Regions from separate parts of the Mus musculus genome. Here region 2 is linked to region 1. A link is a loop called in an ENCODE intact Hi-C map of the cell type or tissue named here. Cell type or tissue: heart. All regions are shown on one strand. Links, peaks and the distances in the headings refer to the core of each region. The heading gives the core; the rest is flanking DNA.

Region 1 (12,052 bases), core at 2,667-7,666:
AACTTTGAGACCTACCGTGGCCCATCGAGCCTTGGGACTCCTCCCTGTAGAGTAAGAGTCGGTAACTTCTTGTCAGAGCAGACATTAATGATGCAAACAAAAAGCACTGCCAGACATGGGGTTTCAAGCAGGAAGATTCACATTCAAGGGCAGCTCAAACCGTAAGACCTTGTCACCAAGGTCTTAGATGAAAATATATGAAAGCCAGCCCAGGGTGGATACGTACGTATGTAATCCTAGCTACCTGGGAAACTAAGATTTAATGTTCAAAGTTTGGGCAACTTAGAATATGCCTCAATATGAGAATGATCATTTCTGGGTGTTGGGGACTAAAGAGATGGCTTAGCAGTTTAGAGCACGTGTGACTCTTGCAGATCACCCAGGTTCAGTTCCAAGTACCCATAATGGGTGGCTCACAGTCATCTGTTAACTCCAATTCCAGAGGTCCAGTGTTCTGACCTCCACAGGCACCAGGCAGACACTTGTACACATACACATGTGCAACCAAAGCAGTCCTCTACATAAAATAAGTAACGACAAAACCAGGAGCTGGGGATGCAGCTCACTGGTAGAGCTGTTGCTGAGTCCCTGGGAGCCGTCCCCAGCACTTAGGGCATCCAGTGCCTATCACAGTACTGTTGACGTTATTGTGCTGTCTTGTCCCCGCCCTCCACAGCCGTCGGCCTTTGAGGAGAAGGCCATTGAGAAGGTGGATGACTTGCTAGAGAGCTACATGGGGATCAGAGACACGGAGCTGGGTGAGTGGGGCACCCACCCATGCCTGCAAGGTGGGAGTGGGCTTCCAGGTCTCACCCAGGCTGAGTTGAGCCTACACCTCTGCCCATCATGACATCTGTGCCTCCATCTTTTCCAGCTGCCACCATGGTGGAGCTGGGAAAGGACAAAAGGAACCCGGACGAGCTGGCAGAAGCCCTGGATGAGCGGCTCGGTGACTTCGCATTCCCAGATGAATTTGTCTTTGATGTCTGGGGAGCTATCGGGGATGCCAAGGTTGGCCGCTACTAAGACTGGAACTGAACCTGGACCTTGAGATAACCTGGCTTGGCCTGGCTGGGGTTTCCAGGAGGGGTGCCACAGCCGGGACCTGGGCACACAGCCGAGGCTCGTAAATCAGCAGCCTGGGAAAGGCATGGGGTGCAAATGCCCTGTGGTCCTGGCCCCACTCCAATCAGTACCACCACGGTGCCCAGCCTGGTTGGGGTCCCCGGCCAACCCCTGCCGGGTTCCCCACCTACCTCAATAGAGTACTCGCATGGGAGGGACCAACACACTGGGCAGTCACCTCTGTCCCCAACATTTCCCACCATCAGCTGGCAACTGCCCCTTCTGTCCCCCTGGGCCTCAGTTCTCTTTGGGGTCATGACCTCCCTACTTTACTTTTTTTGCTTTGTTTATTTTCAAGACAAAGTCACTATGTAGCTCTGGCTGTCCTGGAACTCATTCTGTAGACCAGGCTGGCCTTGAACTCACAGAGATCCACCTGCATCTGCATTCACAGTGCTGGGATTAAAGGTGTGCGTCACCACTCCCTGCTCTCCCTGCTTTCTTGACACCAGAAATGCAGAATGGCAATAATGCCTTCCCTTGGGCATCTCCCACCTGAGGGGAGCCCTCTCAGTTGGGGTCTGTTACCTCCCATTTGAGTGGACACTGCTGTGAACCCCGGTTCCTTGTCTTTAGACAATGAGGAGGGAGGGGGAGGGAGGCAGTGGGCTTTTGTGTCCACACACCCTCTCTTGGATATAGAGATTTTACTCTGGGAGCTGTTTGGCTCTGGGGAAGGAGGGGTGGCCAGGGAAAGAATGCAGCAGCTGAAATCTATCTCCTGGATTCCAAATTGAATTAGGAATTGGCTGCCCTGCTGCCCCCTCCCCCTGGCTGGAGGCCGTCAAGCTTCCAGGCAGTGCTGGAGTTTCTGGCTGGCTTGGGGTTCAGACCTGGTTCCCCACTCACCCAGGCCTCACATATGCTCCTCTTGTGTGAGAGCCCCCGTGTGTGGCAGCAAGGCCTGTTGCCCTGTTACCCTAGTTGTACTCAGGGGACAGGCATCCATGGCACAGTGCTTCACAGAGATGTAAACCTGCCAAGCTTGTTTTGACAGTCCATTTCATCCTAGGATTTAAGGAGATCAAGGAAAGGGTGGGGTGGGACCCTGGCCAGACTTGGGGAGAGGGGAGGCAATTGGAACAAGGGGAACCAGGCCAGAGGTCTCTCTCCAGCAACCATAGGAATGTTTGGGGTAAGCCCAGCAGAGATGCTGCAGGAAGGCTGAGTGGTACTGGTTCCCTGGTACCAGGCAGGAGATGGGTATCCTGGATATAGGACAGAAGCCCTGCAGATGGCTACTTGCTATCCCTGATCACAAGCCCATTTTCAGTACTGATAGTAGAACCCAGGGCTTCATACATGCTAAGGATGTGCTCTGTCACTGAATTGTAGCCCAGGTCCTATACTGGGGTCTCGCATGTCTGCTGGGAGCAGCTGGGACCATGTGTAGTGGGTGGTTGGTAGCCAGGTTGAACCAGAGCTGTGATTATTGTGGGTAAGCCTTGGGTGCAGTGAGTTTCAGGGAGCTGTGTTCAGTGTGTGCATGGGTCTCTGGTGTATTCTTTCTTTTTTTTGGGGGGGGGGATTCAGGATAAACAGGCCTTAGAGATGTGATTATGTGTCTCAGGACAAGTTCTCGGGGTCCATGGGCATTGGTTTAAGGGAGACTACATCAGGAGGTGTGCTCTGGGGCTGGGAACAGACTTACAGTGACAGTGAGATTTACACCCAGTGCTGAGGTAAGCATCAGTTTCATATGGGGGAGGGGGGATAGATGTTACAGTCAGCAATGGTGAGTGCTATCCAGTGTTTACTCCCCATTATGACTAAGCTGACAGTGGCTGCATGTGTGCCCCTTTTCAAGACAGAAGGTGAGACATAGCTATGGATGCAGGGTGCCCTATGAATTGCCTACCTCCCCATAAGGCAGGATACAGATGATAGCCTGGCTCCCCTGAGTCATTTAGCCACCTCTCTTCACCTAGGATGACTCCCTGTTGCCCTGGTCTAGGCTGCCCACCTCTGCCCAACTGTGACAACCATAAAGGCAAGGGTAGGAGGCATTGCTAGCTCCCATCACACCCAGGCAACTCCCAACCCCTCAAGTCCAATGAGGACAACACTCCTCCACACACACACTCACTCTCCTGCCCCCCCCCGCCCCCCACGGGAACTCATAGCCCTTCCAGCCTGCCCCAGGCGATGCTCACATTTTCCAGTGTTTAGATTTTATCCACTTTATTAATGAGGCGGGCAAGAGGCCCGGGTGAGGGTGTGGGGGTTTGCTCCTGCCCCGCTGAGAGGAGGGGGGTCACAGAGACCAAACCAATTCAGAGAACCTCAGTCCTTGGCGGGAAGGAGCTGGGCCCAGTTGCCCTGACTGTTGCCAGCAGTTTTGCCCACTCAAGGCTCCCAGCCCCAGAGAGCAGACATGCATGGGGTGGAGCAGCCCCTGGAGGCCAGTGAAGTGCGGGTGGAGGCGGCACGGAGCCGAGGAGCCGCCCCAGGAAGAGGGAGCGGCCTGCCGGGAGCCAGGGAGTAGCTGGAGCAGGCAGCAGGAGCCAAGTTCCAGGCCATGGGGACCCTGCATCCTGAGCAGCACTGGGTAAGAAGCTGGGACATTGAGGATAGCAAGCCAAAGAAGGCTAGCTATAGCCCTCCTGCTCTCTTGCTGTTTAATGGCTCTCAGTCCTAGGCTGTCCATCTCCTCTCAACTAGAGAATGGGCAAGCCGGGGGCGGTTCAAATAGGGGTATGGGATGGGCATCTGAATGAGGCAATGCCAGACTGGTGAGAGATTGCCATGGAGACAAGAGAGGGCAACAGAGATGGGATTCTGGAAAAGAGCTGGGCCCATGGGATCTGAGAGCACCATAGAGTTCAGAGATGGGTTCGGGGTAGCAGGGGTCTGTGGGGACAGAGAGGACCACGGAGACCAGAGATGTGGCATAGAGGCCTTGGGGCACAAGAACGGGTCTATAGGTGTAGAGATGGGTTGTTTGGGGAAGAGATCTAACTGCAGATTGGATCAGTCTCTGGAGACAGGCACACGGCCATTGGAAGAGATGAACTATAAGTGGTGGCGTTGTTGGAACAGGGACATCAAGGACAGAGTTAAAAGGTGACCAAAGCTAGTTGTGGTGTGAGCCTTTAATCCCAAGACACAGGAGGCATAGGCAGGTGGATCTTTTGAATTTAAGGTTAGCCTGGCCAGTTCCAGGGCAAGCCAAGGAGACTTCTGAAAACGGAGAGATGGGCAGGCAGACACGAAAGTGGAAATTGGGATCAGAAATGGGCAAGGGTCTATCCCATGGGATCATGGACCAGGAAACTGATGGGGTGGAAACGTGGAGGTGGGGGTGGGGTGGAGATGAGACTAGATACCCGGGACCCGTGCCAGGTCAGTCAAGACCCCCAGCAGATACGAGGGCAGAATGAAGCCAGACACGAGATGGGGCCAGTGACAGGTGAATAGGATCTGAAATGGAGCAGCTAGGGTCATGTGGCGGTGCCCTGGGCACAGAAGGTTGGGACCCTACCTCACTGTGCCCTCTTCTTATCTACGCAGCCCTCTTGGCCACTGATATGAGCCCCTGCGGGCTTAACCTGAGCCTAGCGGATGAGGCAGCAACGTGCGCAACACCCAGGCTCCCCAATACATCTGTGGTGCTGCCAACAGGCGATAATGGCACATCACCAGCGCTGCCTATCTTCTCCATGACGCTGGGTGCTGTGTCCAACGTGCTGGCGCTGGCGCTGCTGGCCCAGGTTGCAGGCCGAATGCGGCGGCGCCGCTCGGCTGCCACCTTCCTGTTGTTCGTCGCCAGCCTGCTTGCCATCGACCTAGCAGGCCATGTGATCCCGGGCGCCCTGGTGCTTCGCCTGTATACTGCGGGGCGTGCGCCTGCTGGAGGGGCGTGTCATTTCCTGGGTGGCTGCATGGTCTTCTTCGGCCTGTGCCCACTTTTGCTTGGCTGTGGCATGGCCGTAGAGCGCTGTGTGGGTGTCACGCAGCCACTGATCCACGCGGCGCGCGTATCTGTGGCCCGCGCACGCCTGGCACTAGCCGTGCTGGCTGCCATGGCTTTGGCAGTGGCGCTGCTGCCACTGGTACACGTGGGTCGCTACGAGTTACAGTACCCTGGCACCTGGTGTTTTATTAGCCTTGGGCCTCGTGGAGGTTGGCGCCAGGCGTTGCTTGCCGGCCTCTTCGCCGGCCTTGGCCTGGCCGCGCTCCTTGCGGCATTAGTGTGCAATACGCTCAGCGGCCTGGCGCTCCTCCGTGCCCGCTGGAGACGGCGTCGCTCTCGACGATTCCGAAAGACCGCAGGTCCCGATGATCGCCGGCGCTGGGGATCTCGTGGACCCCGCTTGGCCTCCGCCTCGTCTGCCTCATCCATCACTTCAGCCACAGCCACCCTCCGCAGCTCTCGGGGCGGCGGCTCCGCGCGCAGGGTTCACGCACACGATGTGGAAATGGTGGGCCAGCTCGTGGGCATCATGGTGGTGTCGTGCATCTGCTGGAGCCCCCTGCTGGTGAGGGGCGCAGTCGCTCCTCAAGCCAAACTCTTTTCTGCCCCCTCCTGGGCTCTGCCTCCTGAAGACCCTGCCTGCAGACAAAGCCTGCCCCTCTGCTATCCGGGACCCTTTTCTTCACTCTCTTTAGGATCTCTGTAAATAGTCTCACACACTCAAGCCTTTCACTTTCTACATCCCTCCGCTCCATCCATTCATAGCCTTTTTCCTTCCCAGCTTGTTGACCTTAGAGTCGTATGTGTGTTGTAATACTGGGTCTTCTCTAGCCGGACTCTCCGCAATCTCTGATGACCTTTGCTTAGTCACTCTCCTTCCTGCACAGATCCTATTTGTCCTGCATGGCTCGCCCCGGCATCCTGACCCTCCACCCCACCCCTTCTCTCCGGCGGGCTCCACTGCTCACACCTGCTTCTCTCGCAGGTGTTGGTGGTGTTGGCCATCGGGGGCTGGAACTCTAACTCCCTGCAGCGGCCACTCTTTCTGGCTGTACGCCTCGCATCGTGGAACCAGATCCTGGACCCATGGGTGTACATCCTGCTGCGCCAGGCCATGCTGCGCCAACTGCTTCGCCTCCTACCCCTGAGGGTCAGTGCCAAGGGTGGTCCAACGGAGCTGGGCCTAACCAAGAGTGCCTGGGAAGCCAGTTCACTGCGTAGTTCCCGGCACAGTGGTTTCAGTCACCTCTGAATGTGCCCAGAAGCTAAGTCAAACCATTCTGGGCTGGGCTCAAGGGTATAGAGTCTCAAACTCAGTGTGCCTAGGGCGCTGCGTCCTGTGGGTCCACAACACTGTCACCGCACAGGGGTGAAAGAGGCTCCACTGGGGACGAGTACAGTTCTAACGATGGTCACGCGATGGCCCAGATACATGGGATGCTCGAAACACCAGAGGTGGGACTCCCCAGGCCAACAGCTTGAAGAGCATGCGCACAGCGCCGCAACCTTAGTTCTAAGATTCGGGCTCTCCATAAATAGAGCAAAGTTTTGGATTCACTTCCCATCTCTGTCACCACCCCAATAGACTCTTGCAAGCGTCTATCCCAAACTATCCCAAGAATCTCAACACCTTCTACCCACACGGCCTTAAAACCCCAATGCTCTCCAACATACCCCTAAGCCCACTACTGCATGTTCCCATCTTGACCTTTCAAATGTGCCCCATCAGTCCTGCCCCCAAGAGTCTGCCTTGCCTCTGTCACCTGCTCCAAGCACACTCCAGTCCAGATGCACACAGAGGCTGAAAATGCATGTATGGAGTAAACCCCAAAGGCTTGTTTTTTAAAAAATCAAGAACTCTTGGGTAAGGCAGGGGCTTGGGGCTAGTAGCCTCCGGCCACAAAGTCGAAATCCCGGAAGGCTGCCTGCTCCGCAGCTGTGAGGGGCCGTGCATCCCGGGGAGGACTCAGTGTGGGGGCCTCCCCAGTGAACTCCTCATCGAAGTTGCTGACATCTGTGCGCCCTGAAAGTGTAGGCACGAAGGGTGGAGGCAAGCGGCGGGCCAGCAGGACATCCCAGCCCAGAGACTGTGGAGAGGGGGACAGAGTGAGTCATGATGGACTTTGAGGGTCTGAAGGGAAGTCTAGAGATCAGCAGGAAGCAGATAAGATGGGGAGGGACTGGGAACTCAGATAAATCTAGGGAGCCTGAGGTAGTCCAGGGTAAGCCCTGTGATGATGATTTGGGCCTGGAGAAGCAGTGGGGATGACAATTAAGGGAAATGAAGGTTGCAGACAAACGGAGGTAACATTTGTGAAGAATCATGGTGGCTGTGAGGTGTGGGGCTACAAAGCTCTTTAAGATACAGCTACTAGATTTGGGGTGGGAATGAACTGGAACTGAGAAGAATACTCAGGTCCTTGGGGTGACTGAGAGGATGGGGAGGGGTCCGCTCACCCGGAAGAAAGGCTGTTTTTTCACATCTTCTGCATCGCGCTCAGTGGACCCCAGCCTCCGCTCCGGGTTCCTCCGCAGTAGCTGTGAGCATGCACAGGAGTTGATCTATATCTGAGTCCAGTCCCGAGACCCCTTCCCAGCCTACCTTGCCGGAGGTGGTCGGGAGGCGGGAGGTGTGCCTACCCTTCTCATGATGCCGATGGCCTCTGCAGACAGGAAGCGGGGATAGCGAACTTCGTCGTTGACAATGCTGTCAAATACCTCCTCCTCATCATCCCCAGGGAACGGAGACTGGGGGGCAGAGGATGCGGGTTTGTAAAATCCCACTTTTAGCCAATCCACACACCCAGCACTACCAAATGGCCTCACCCCTCCGGGAGCACTCTTGCACCGCTGCTGGCTTACAGGGGTAAGTATCCCACTTTACAACTACAGAAAGATTAGAGAGGTAAGGCTGCCGGCTCCAGATCATACTTCACGTGGTAGGAGCAGATTCCCATCTCACTCTGAGGCACATGCATGTTCTCTACAGAAAAAAAAAAAGGCAGCCTGGGCCTCACCTCTCCAACCAACATCTCATAGAGCAGCACGCCCAGTCCCCACCAGTCCACTGCTCGCGTGTAGGATGTGTCTGTGAGCACTTCCGGCGCCAGGAACTCCGGAGTTCCGCAGAACGTGCTGGTCCGGTCCCCATAGCCCATCCCTGGGTGGGATGGAGAGCAAGGCCACGTGAGCCTATAGTTGCTAGGGGGGTAGGAGCATGAGATGCTCCAAATATCCATCCAGCCCTACCCCAAGTCAGTATGGGGTGACCCAGATGGGGCTAGAGCTGGTGAACTATTCTGAAGCTGCTAGGGTGAGCAGGTGACTGGCAGCAAAGCCCATAGAGAAGAAAATGTCACCTGACCACCTAGGTACAGCTGCACCAGAGGGTAGCCCACCCCCTATTCCTCTCATCCCAGGATTGCAGCCCCTCACCCTCCTTGCAGAGGCCAAAGTCTGCGATCTTGACGTAGCCCTCAGTATCCAGGAGCAAATTGTCCAACTTCAGGTCCCTGGGGAATGGGGGTGTCAGGGGATGTAAAGAGGGGTGACTGGGTAGGGATCGGGGCTCTGTGCAGAGCTTGACCATGTCCAGTCTGTGGGCAGAACATTCTCACGTACACACCTGTAGACAATCTTGTGTTCATGGAGGAACTGCAGTCCCAGCACCACACAGGCCGAATAGAAGCTGCGGAGATGCATAAGATCGCACAAGCCTGGTTCCTCAGGCACCAAAGTCCCTGACCCCGGGGGGTGGTGGGGGGTCCCAAAGCTGTGCAGGAGGAAGGCCTGAGGGTGGAGGGCTAGGAGGTGGGGCAGAAAGGCGGGGCCTCGGGTGGTGTGCAGGAGGGGCATGGTGCTGGGATAGACTCACACAGCCCGAGGCTCTGAGAACACGTCGCTATGAATGTGCAGCATCAGGTCTCCACCCGCCGAGTACTCCATCACAAAGCACACGTGCTCTGGGGTCTGGAAACAGCCGAAAAGGTTCACCAGGAAGGGATGTCCTGCCCTGGTCACGGCCGCCAAAATCCGCTTCTCACACATCAGGCTGGACAGGAGGCAGAAGTCAGAGAGCCCAGCTGCCCCTCCAATACCCATGCCCTCCAGGTTCACTCAGGTATCTGTTGAGTTGCACCGCTGTGCAATTTTGAGCGATTGGATTCTTTTCTCATTTTGGGAAATGGGTAAGGGTGCAAGGCTCAAGCAGACAGACAGTCTGAGTCCATGCTGGGGACGGGCTTGGGAAGCACTGGCCCGCTCATCAGGCTCGGTGTAACGACTGAAGCATGGGGTCTGATCAGTGGTGAGAGGCTTCCCTCCCTGTCAGTGAGAGGACGGCAAGCCCAGCCCGCAGACAAGCAGACCGACGACCAACCGCAGTGACACCGCAGTGGCATCAGGACAGAGGCGCCTTAAGGCAGACACACTGGGCTCTGCAACCCAGATTAATAAATAAACTCTTCCTTATTTGAGCTTTTGTTCCTGGTTATTAAAGTTCTTGGTCATTAAAAAGGTGGCTGGGAAGTCTAGGGACAGCCTGAAGCCTCCACAGGGATCAAGAACTGTGAATAATTCTCTGACTCGACCTCCTCTTTAATGTGCTAGACAGTCGTAAGAGGACGAGATCCAAGGGCATCTGACAGATCAGGAGGCTAAGTTCTAAGGAAGGCCTGCCTTTCCCAGCATCTGGAAGCACATCTGTTAGAGGATGATTTTAACCTAGGACCCTGACCCCAAACCCGAGGCAGTTCCAAGACTGGACACTTGAGTCCGAACCTCCTGCCTGTGACTGTGTGAGCTCTAGTGGACTGTTACACCATGAGCAGAGAGGAAGACATGTCAGAGTTCACTCTGGAAAGGGGAGGAGTCACAGATGAGTCACAGGAACTGCATCCTATGTCAGTACGCACAGGAAGAGGGGAGCTCTCGTCCATGAATCCCTCTCATTGCAATGCTCAGCAGGGGACACTCTTGGTCTGTTTTCCAACAATTCCCAAGGGTCAGGGCAGAGCCTCACCTCTCAACCTCATCTCGGGCTACAATGTCACCTTTCTTCAAGGCTTTGATGGCAAAGAGCTCCCCACTGGAGCGGAATTCAGACAGCAGCACCTGGAACACAGTAGGCACAGGGGCTTTAGTGGACAGTCTAGGCCCTTGGGGTAAAACTCCGAGCCCCTAAGTCCTCCCCCAAGTCACCTTTCCAAAGTGACCCCGGCCAAGCACGGCCAGGAACTTGAAGTCCTCAAGTGTCAGGGGCGACTTTCTCAAGGGGCTGTGGAGAAAGAGATCTCGTGGGGACTTGGAGCATATGCAGGGGTACAGATAGGGACTAGGAAGGGGTATCACCTGCACAGGCCAGGGCCTGGAGTCTCCTGGGTCTCTGAAGGCAGCTCTGGAGATGTGGTGGATTCATGGGTTGGAGAACTCTGTGGTGCAGAGGTCACAGTAGCCATAAGTCAGAGCTCATGAGCCCCAGAGCCAAAAGGGCCCTGAGCCACACTCATCCTTGCCTTATGTCTGCCCCACACCCTCCTCCCCAGGACCACCTCTTCATAGCTGACTTTGCCTTCACGTGGGTAGCACAGTATAGACCTGAGCACTGTGCACGCTTCCCCAGCACAGCGCTTTGTTTCCTTTGAGCAGACTTTCACCAAACTGCGCAAGCCACACTGACTTGTGCTCCTTCTGCCTCCGCCTGCTGGACAACTTGGACCCCGGGCTTACACTGGGCCAGCCCTCCCTCTGTAACCCTTTCTGAGATATCATTTATGTGAGGATCAGCTGACTCCTGTGCTAAAGAGCGGAAACCCTCAGCACACCCTATCTCATCTCATTTTCCTCCCAGAATACTGCATATTAAATATCTTTTGTGTGCTTATTTAATTTACTGGTTTAGCCCGCACAGATTATGGACTGGTTGATTATAATGCTGGGCATGAAACCCAGGACCGCATACCTACTAGGTGAACACCCTACTACAGAGCTTCACTCCAGCCCAGCCACACCACATGAGCATATGCCTGAAAAGAGTCAGGGTCTGGGGCAGCCTTGGCTCAAGAAAAGGGAGGTGCTTACTTAAGCCAAGCCTGTTGGCCTGAGGTAGAGCTCTGGACTCCACAGGTGGAAGGAGAGAATCAACTTCTGCAAGTTGTCCTCTGATCTCCACACCTGAAGGTGTAGCACATGTGCAGACCCCCAGAAAACAACATTCAAACACATATATTGAAACAAACAAAAAAGACTCAGGATCTGAGAGTGCGGCTTTGTGGTGTAATGCTGGCCTCTCCTGTGAGACCCTGGCTTCCATCTTCCTCCCTTTTCAAAATGGAGAAAAGGTACCAAGTAGACAGCAAGCCAGGCACACTCTCAGCACTCGAGAGGCTGGGGCGGAATGATCAAAAAGGAAAGAAAACTGGGGCAGCAGCAGAGTGTGTGGGTGAAGGCGCCTGCTGCCGACACTGACAACTGGAGTTTGAGCCCTGGGACTCACAGAGTGGAAGGAGAACTGACTCCTGCAAATTTTCTCTGACCACTACATGAGCACCCACACACTCACACAAAATAAACTGAATGGTAATATAAATTTTATAAAGAAGCCAGGCATAGTGGCACAAGCCTTTGATCCTAGCATTTAGGAGAGAAGGCAAGCTCTGTGATTTCAGGGCCTGTCTGGTCTCTATAGGAAGTTCTAGGATAGCCAAAGCTACATAGAGAGGCCCTGTCTAAGACAGACAGACAGACAGACAGACAGAAAGAAAGAAAGAAAGAAAGAAAGAAAGAAAGAAAGAAAGAAAGAAAGAATAAAAGGAAAGTCAAAGGAACACTGTATTTGACAAGGCTGACAACAGGACAGCCACCGTGCAGATGCTGATCGCCGATGGACCAGCCTATGGTTAGGCAGCCTGCCAGAGCTAGAAATGGTTGGAGGGAAGAAAAGGAAAGAAGTATGGTACCTAGTAACCCACACAAGTTCTGTCTATGGCATGGCCTCCGTGGCTGCCATCACTCAAC
Region 2 (5,000 bases), core at 1-5,000, 69 kb after region 1:
CCTACATGGCTAAGCAATTAACTATAGGGGATGCTGCTTGTACTCAGTGCCAAATTCTGTGCCCCAAGATCTGGTTGCTCCAAGGTCCTCACATCTACCAGCATTTGTTATGTAAATCTTGCTCCCCAACTACTGGGGAGGTGAAGTTTGAGTTTCAGGCCTGGGGGTCACAGGCAGAGAGCACAGAGAAGGAGAGAGAAGAGAAAGAGAAGGGTCTCAGAGAAGAAGACAGCAGAGAACAGGTGGTCTCCATAAGACATGATGGACCAGCAGCACGTGCCAGAGTGAAACGCCTCCCCAGGACTCCAGACTGCTAGAGCAGAAATGAGTTTCAAACAAGTATTTGCAGAGCACAGTTGGAGTCGTAGCCAGACTACAGTTAGAGATTTAGATTAGGCGTAATCCTCCAGTAATTGCTCAGAGCCTAATAAATAAATATCGTAGTTTGAGTCTTATTCATTTGAAGCTAGATCAGGTTAAGTTTAATACATATTATTTTACATTTGTCGCCCAATGTGAGGTGCCAATCTGTTGTAGTTATTATTATGGGGGTTTGCTACATCTCCTTTTGACTTTATTAGGGGTTTCTACCCCACTTAGATCAGATGGTTCCCAAGTCAAAGGCACAAAACCTTTAGATTTGTAATAAAGCTTAAAGGCACGAGAGCTGAGCAGAGACAAGCCCTCTCTGCCATTTTGTCTGCTTCCCTGTCAGTAACCCCAAGATATCATTGGCCATGCTCTGCCTGGGCCGCTCCTACTCCATCAGGCCGGCCCTCAAGGCCATGTGTTCACGCTCCACACTAGGGCATGGTGATTTCCTTTTTCTTCCCCATTCTCCTCATGGTTCCTGCCTGAGACCCCAAGCCTGAGAACCTCTCCCCTGTCTCTTCTGTCCAGCCCAGGCTGTAGGCATCTTTATTAACCAATCAGGGATAACTCGGGAAGGGTGTGTGTGTCAAGGTTTACACAACAAAACTGGTGTACCTGAGAATCTCCTCACGGGGCAACCCGGCCTTGGGGCCAGTACACAGCATTTGAACATACAGTAGCACCAGGCCAATCCCCCACAATTAACATCGGCTCTGGCTGACCTGGGACTCCCAGAGATCCAGATGCCCCTGCCTCCGAAGTGCTGGGATTAGAGGTATGCACCACCACAGCCCAGTGTGATACTGTCTTTTTACACCTCCTCTCTGTTTTAGTTTGTTTTCTATCATTTTGTGTCAAAATGCTGGGCCAGAACCCAGCACTTCCATGTTAGTCCAGTGCTCTGCCGTTGAGCCTCATCCTCAACACTTCTTTTCACTTTATTCCTAAGTTCAGACTGGGTTTTCACTTGAAATCTTCCTGCTTCAGTGTTCTGAGGAGCTGGTACAGGCCTATGCTACCAGGCCTGACCTGTGTCATTTTTTAGGGAAGAATGAAAGCTTGGGCTACGTCCCCCAGGTCCCATCCGAGCTCTGACACTCCCAACATCACATGCGTACCCACTGTCAACCTCATGACCCAGTGCCCACATGTCAGAGAGGGCTCCTCACACACAGGAAGTGGCTGCGGTGGAGGGTGGGTGAATGCTGAACACAGCCCATGCCTCATGTTGTTGGCAGGCATCCCACCCAAGGCAAGGGTGGGCAACAGAGCAGCCACTGGAGACAGGCATCCAAGAAAGCAGAGGTGGATGACAGGGAGGGAGATGAGAAGCAGGGTGTGAAGGCAAGTGGGGTAACCCTGTAGCTTGAGGTTGAGGCAGGAGGCTGCTGGGGCAGGAGGCTCTTCACTTAAAAGCTACACAAAGCTCAAGGGCCACCTTGGTAGCTTAGCGGGAACCTGACTGAAACAAGGCCCTGGGTTCCATCCCTAGGACCTAAACATGAAAGGGGGCAAAGGGAGCCCACAAGATGGAAGAAGAGCACCAGTGTCTACATCAGTGTCACGGCATGTGAGCACGGCATGTGCACACACACACACACACACACACACATACACACACCACTCGCATATACACAGACTAAAACAACAAACAAACAAAACCAAAACCAAACTGGCAGCTGGAGAGATAGGTGGCTCGGCAGTTAAGAGCCCCTCGCTGCTCTTCCGGTAGACCCAGGGTTTGATTCCCAGCACCTACACAGTAGTTCATAACAGCCTGTAACTCCAGTTCCAGGGACTTAGGCGCCCTCTTCTGGTCACTGAGGGCACAGGCATGCATGTGGTGCATATACATACATGCAATCAAAGCACTCATAAACACAAACTAAATATATCTAAAAAGAGGCTGGGGGAGAGGGAGAGAGAACAGAAAACCAGGCAGTGGGGCTGCCATGCAATGCCAACTACTTGGGGTGCTAACACAGGAGGACACTGGAAGTTCCCAACCTGGGCTACAGAGCATAGATGCTTGTCTCAGAATAAAAACCAAGAAAAAAACTGGTGTGTTGTATGTGTGAAGGTGCTGGCCTGGCAGCTGTGAATCCCTGTTTTCCCTCTCGGTACAGAAGAAAAGAGTGTGTGTGTTTTGGCGGAGTGTGTGGGTGTGTGTGGGGGTTGTCCCAGGAGCAGGAGGCCTGGGGAGTGGTTAGCTGATCCCAATATGGGGACTACAGCAGCAAGAAACTAATCCCAAGAAAGGAATCCCAGAGGGAGCCCTCAGGAGAAGGGCTGGTGGGGGGTGGGTGAGTCACTTCCTTAATGATTCAGCCATCTCTGGGCTGGCTGCATGCCAGGTTCCCAGGGGACTCCTGGGATCAGCCACAGTGAGCAGGGTTGCTGGGGCAGGGACAGTGGGCTCAGAGGGTCCCCTGAAAGCTCAACCTTTGTCTGACTGGATTTCCCTCAAGCCAATGGAGAGGCTTTGGATGAAACACTCCCTCAACACTGGAGTGTTCTGAGGTGGGGCACCCCAGCCAGGCAGTTGTCCCCTCAAGTCAGAATTCTTTCTTCCTCCTCTTGGGCCACTGAGCTGGAATTCTCCCACACCCATCAGAACTCAGTTCCTCTTTGTGGGACAGACCACAAAATGACCTTCCCTTCACCCTGAGCCCTGGGGCAATGCACAGTTCCTAACATCCAGTACCAGTATGTGTGTCTGTATGTGAACAGCAGAGGTGCCTTCTACCTTGAACCTCGGCTCATCAAGCAGGCTTGGCTAGCTAGCCAGCAAGCCCCAGGGACAGACACTATGATCGCAAGTGTGTGTCACCGCATCCAGCTTCCTTCACACAAATCATTAACCGACAGAGGCCTCCCTCCAGCCCTCAAGTCACTTTTGAAAAAATAATATTGATTTATTTTTAGGTGTATGGATGTTCTGCCTGCATGCATATTGCCCGGGGCATAGATAGGTAAGAAGAGGACACTGAATGTCCTGGAACTGGAGTCACAGATGGTTGTGAGCCACTGTGTGGTTCCTGAGAATCGATTTCTGTCCTCTGAAAGAACAGCAAGTGCTCTTAACCACTGAGCCATCTCTCCAGCCCCTTAGGTAATTTCTTTAAGACTTGGAACCACAGCCGTGCATGTTGATGCACACTTTCAGAGCCAGCACTGGTAAAGCACTGTGGGAGAACTCCGCTGGAAGCCAGCCTGGTCTACCTAGGGAGCCAAGGCTATGTAGGAAGACCCTATTTTAACAAGACAGAAGTAGGGGGATTAGTACACATTCAAAACCAGTTACGGCTACAGAGCTGCTACAGCGAGCGCCAAAGCCTGTCTCAAAACTAAAACCAAAGCAGACTCAAAATGAAGCCAGACCCTTTTGCGCAAATCTGTAATCTCAGCACTCAGAGGTAGAGGCAGGAGGACCAGAAGTTTAAGGTCATTTTAGCCACTTTGAAAGCTTGTTTACAAAAACAAAGCAAAAAACAAAAAACCAAACAAACAGACTCAGAGTAACATCAGCCATCAGGAAGATCAGGAGGTAGGGGCGGGGCTATGTCCAATCTACACAAAGAGAAGCTAGGGCTTGGAGCTTGGAAAAAAGATGAGTGATCAAACCAGGCCAGAGAAAGGACAGTAGACTCAAGTAATAGTTACCCAAGTCAGGGGGGTTCCTTGTCCCCTGGGCTGGGCTGGGCTCTACCCCACCATGCTAAAGGCATCAGCCAGACCGCCTACATCTGGAGACTTGGAAATTAATCAAACGGGAGCAGAGCCGTTCCCTTCTGCTCCCAGACACATCTGGTTCAACTTCCCAAGCTCAGACTGGAGCCAAGGGACTCCTGCTTAGAGAATCCAGAAGTGGGGGTAGGGCAGCCTTTGTGCTTCCTGCAGTATTTCATTGTGTAGTTCCGGCTGGCCTGGAACTTACTATGTAGACCAGGTTGGCCTCCAACTCCCAGGATCATGGAAGCCTCCTGCCTCCGCCTCTCTAATACTGGGATTCAAAACCTGAGAATCCAACTAGCGAGGCTGCTTGGTTGGTTTTGAAGACAAGGTATCATGTGGTCTCAAACTCAGTATACAGCAGAGAATGACCTTGAACTTTTGACCCTCCTGCCTCTACTCGCTAGGTACTCTGATAGCAGACACAGACACCACACCCACATGTTCAGTTAATTCAAACTGTAAACCAGAAAGTTTGTACACAAACTCTTGGCCCTTGAAACAATATGGTAAAATACAGCTGGTCTTGTTCCATTTTACAGAGGAGGAAAGTGCAGCCCAAAGTCACTGTGACCCAGCTTAGTGACAGCCAGGCAGGCCCCTGCAGCTGTTTGCCACCAACTGTGACACCCTGGGACTCTATTTCCTGGTTCTAGGTCCATGGCTACTGAGCTGCCTGCCACCTGTCACTAGCACTCAGGCCAGTCATTGTGGTTAGGGTGACCCCAGTTTGTGCCCCAAGTTCCATATCTTGGGGTAACTCCAGCTGGTGCCCCGTTCCATTTTTTCACTGTTTGTTGTCAAGTTACTTAGGTGACTTAGCCATCAAACAACGGTTGAGGCACCCAGGGTGGGGCGGGAAAGTCATGATGAAAGCCAAGTTCAAACCACAGCCT

Evidence for each region. Hi-C counts contacts between places; a loop is a spot of excess contacts. Peaks named below come from ENCODE experiments on the same cell type or tissue, not always from the same donor. Only the 100,000 strongest peaks of a DNase experiment are listed, where the experiment ranks them.
Region 2: it touches region 1 in a loop (2.4-fold over the local background); 7 of 42 quality-filtered maps call a loop at or near these places.

Annotation. Positions count from the first base shown.
Region 1 is chr8:83,663,244-83,675,295 of GRCm38, forward strand. Ptger1 (prostaglandin E receptor 1 (subtype EP1)) reads left to right here and starts at 3,401. Exons shown (of 3, transcript NM_013641.3): 1 at 3,401-3,673; 2 at 4,636-5,603; 3 at 6,024-6,862. The coding sequence starts at 4,653. The coding sequence ends at 6,290. It overlaps Pkn1 (protein kinase N1), which reads right to left. Exons shown (of 22, transcript NM_177262.4): 13 at 10,388-10,467; 14 at 10,238-10,313; 15 at 10,059-10,150; 16 at 8,913-9,089; 17 at 8,664-8,726; 18 at 8,474-8,550; 19 at 8,056-8,198; 20 at 7,679-7,786; 21 at 7,496-7,576; 22 at 6,519-7,125. The coding sequence ends at 6,922. It overlaps Gipc1 (GIPC PDZ domain containing family, member 1), which reads left to right. Exons shown (of 7, transcript NM_018771.3): 6 at 677-758; 7 at 875-1,546. The coding sequence ends at 1,026. In heart, for the core only: CTCF peaks have their summits at 3,525 and 5,609 (motif pointing left); DNase peaks (open chromatin) are centred at 3,568, 4,958, 5,508, 6,078 and 2 weaker places; H3K4me3 peaks cover 1,462 bases; H3K27ac peaks cover 1,722 bases; H3K27me3 peaks cover 1,501 bases.
Region 2 is chr8:83,735,338-83,740,337 of GRCm38, forward strand. The region is part of intron 1 of Adgre5 (adhesion G protein-coupled receptor E5); the gene reads right to left. Among named protein-coding and RNA genes, the nearest start is that of Gm46046, 3.4 kb to the right of the region's middle. In heart, for the core only: a CTCF peak has its summit at 2,191 (motif pointing left); DNase peaks (open chromatin) are centred at 1,544, 2,704, 4,164, 4,914 and 2 weaker places; H3K4me3 peaks cover 364 bases; H3K27ac peaks cover 2,043 bases.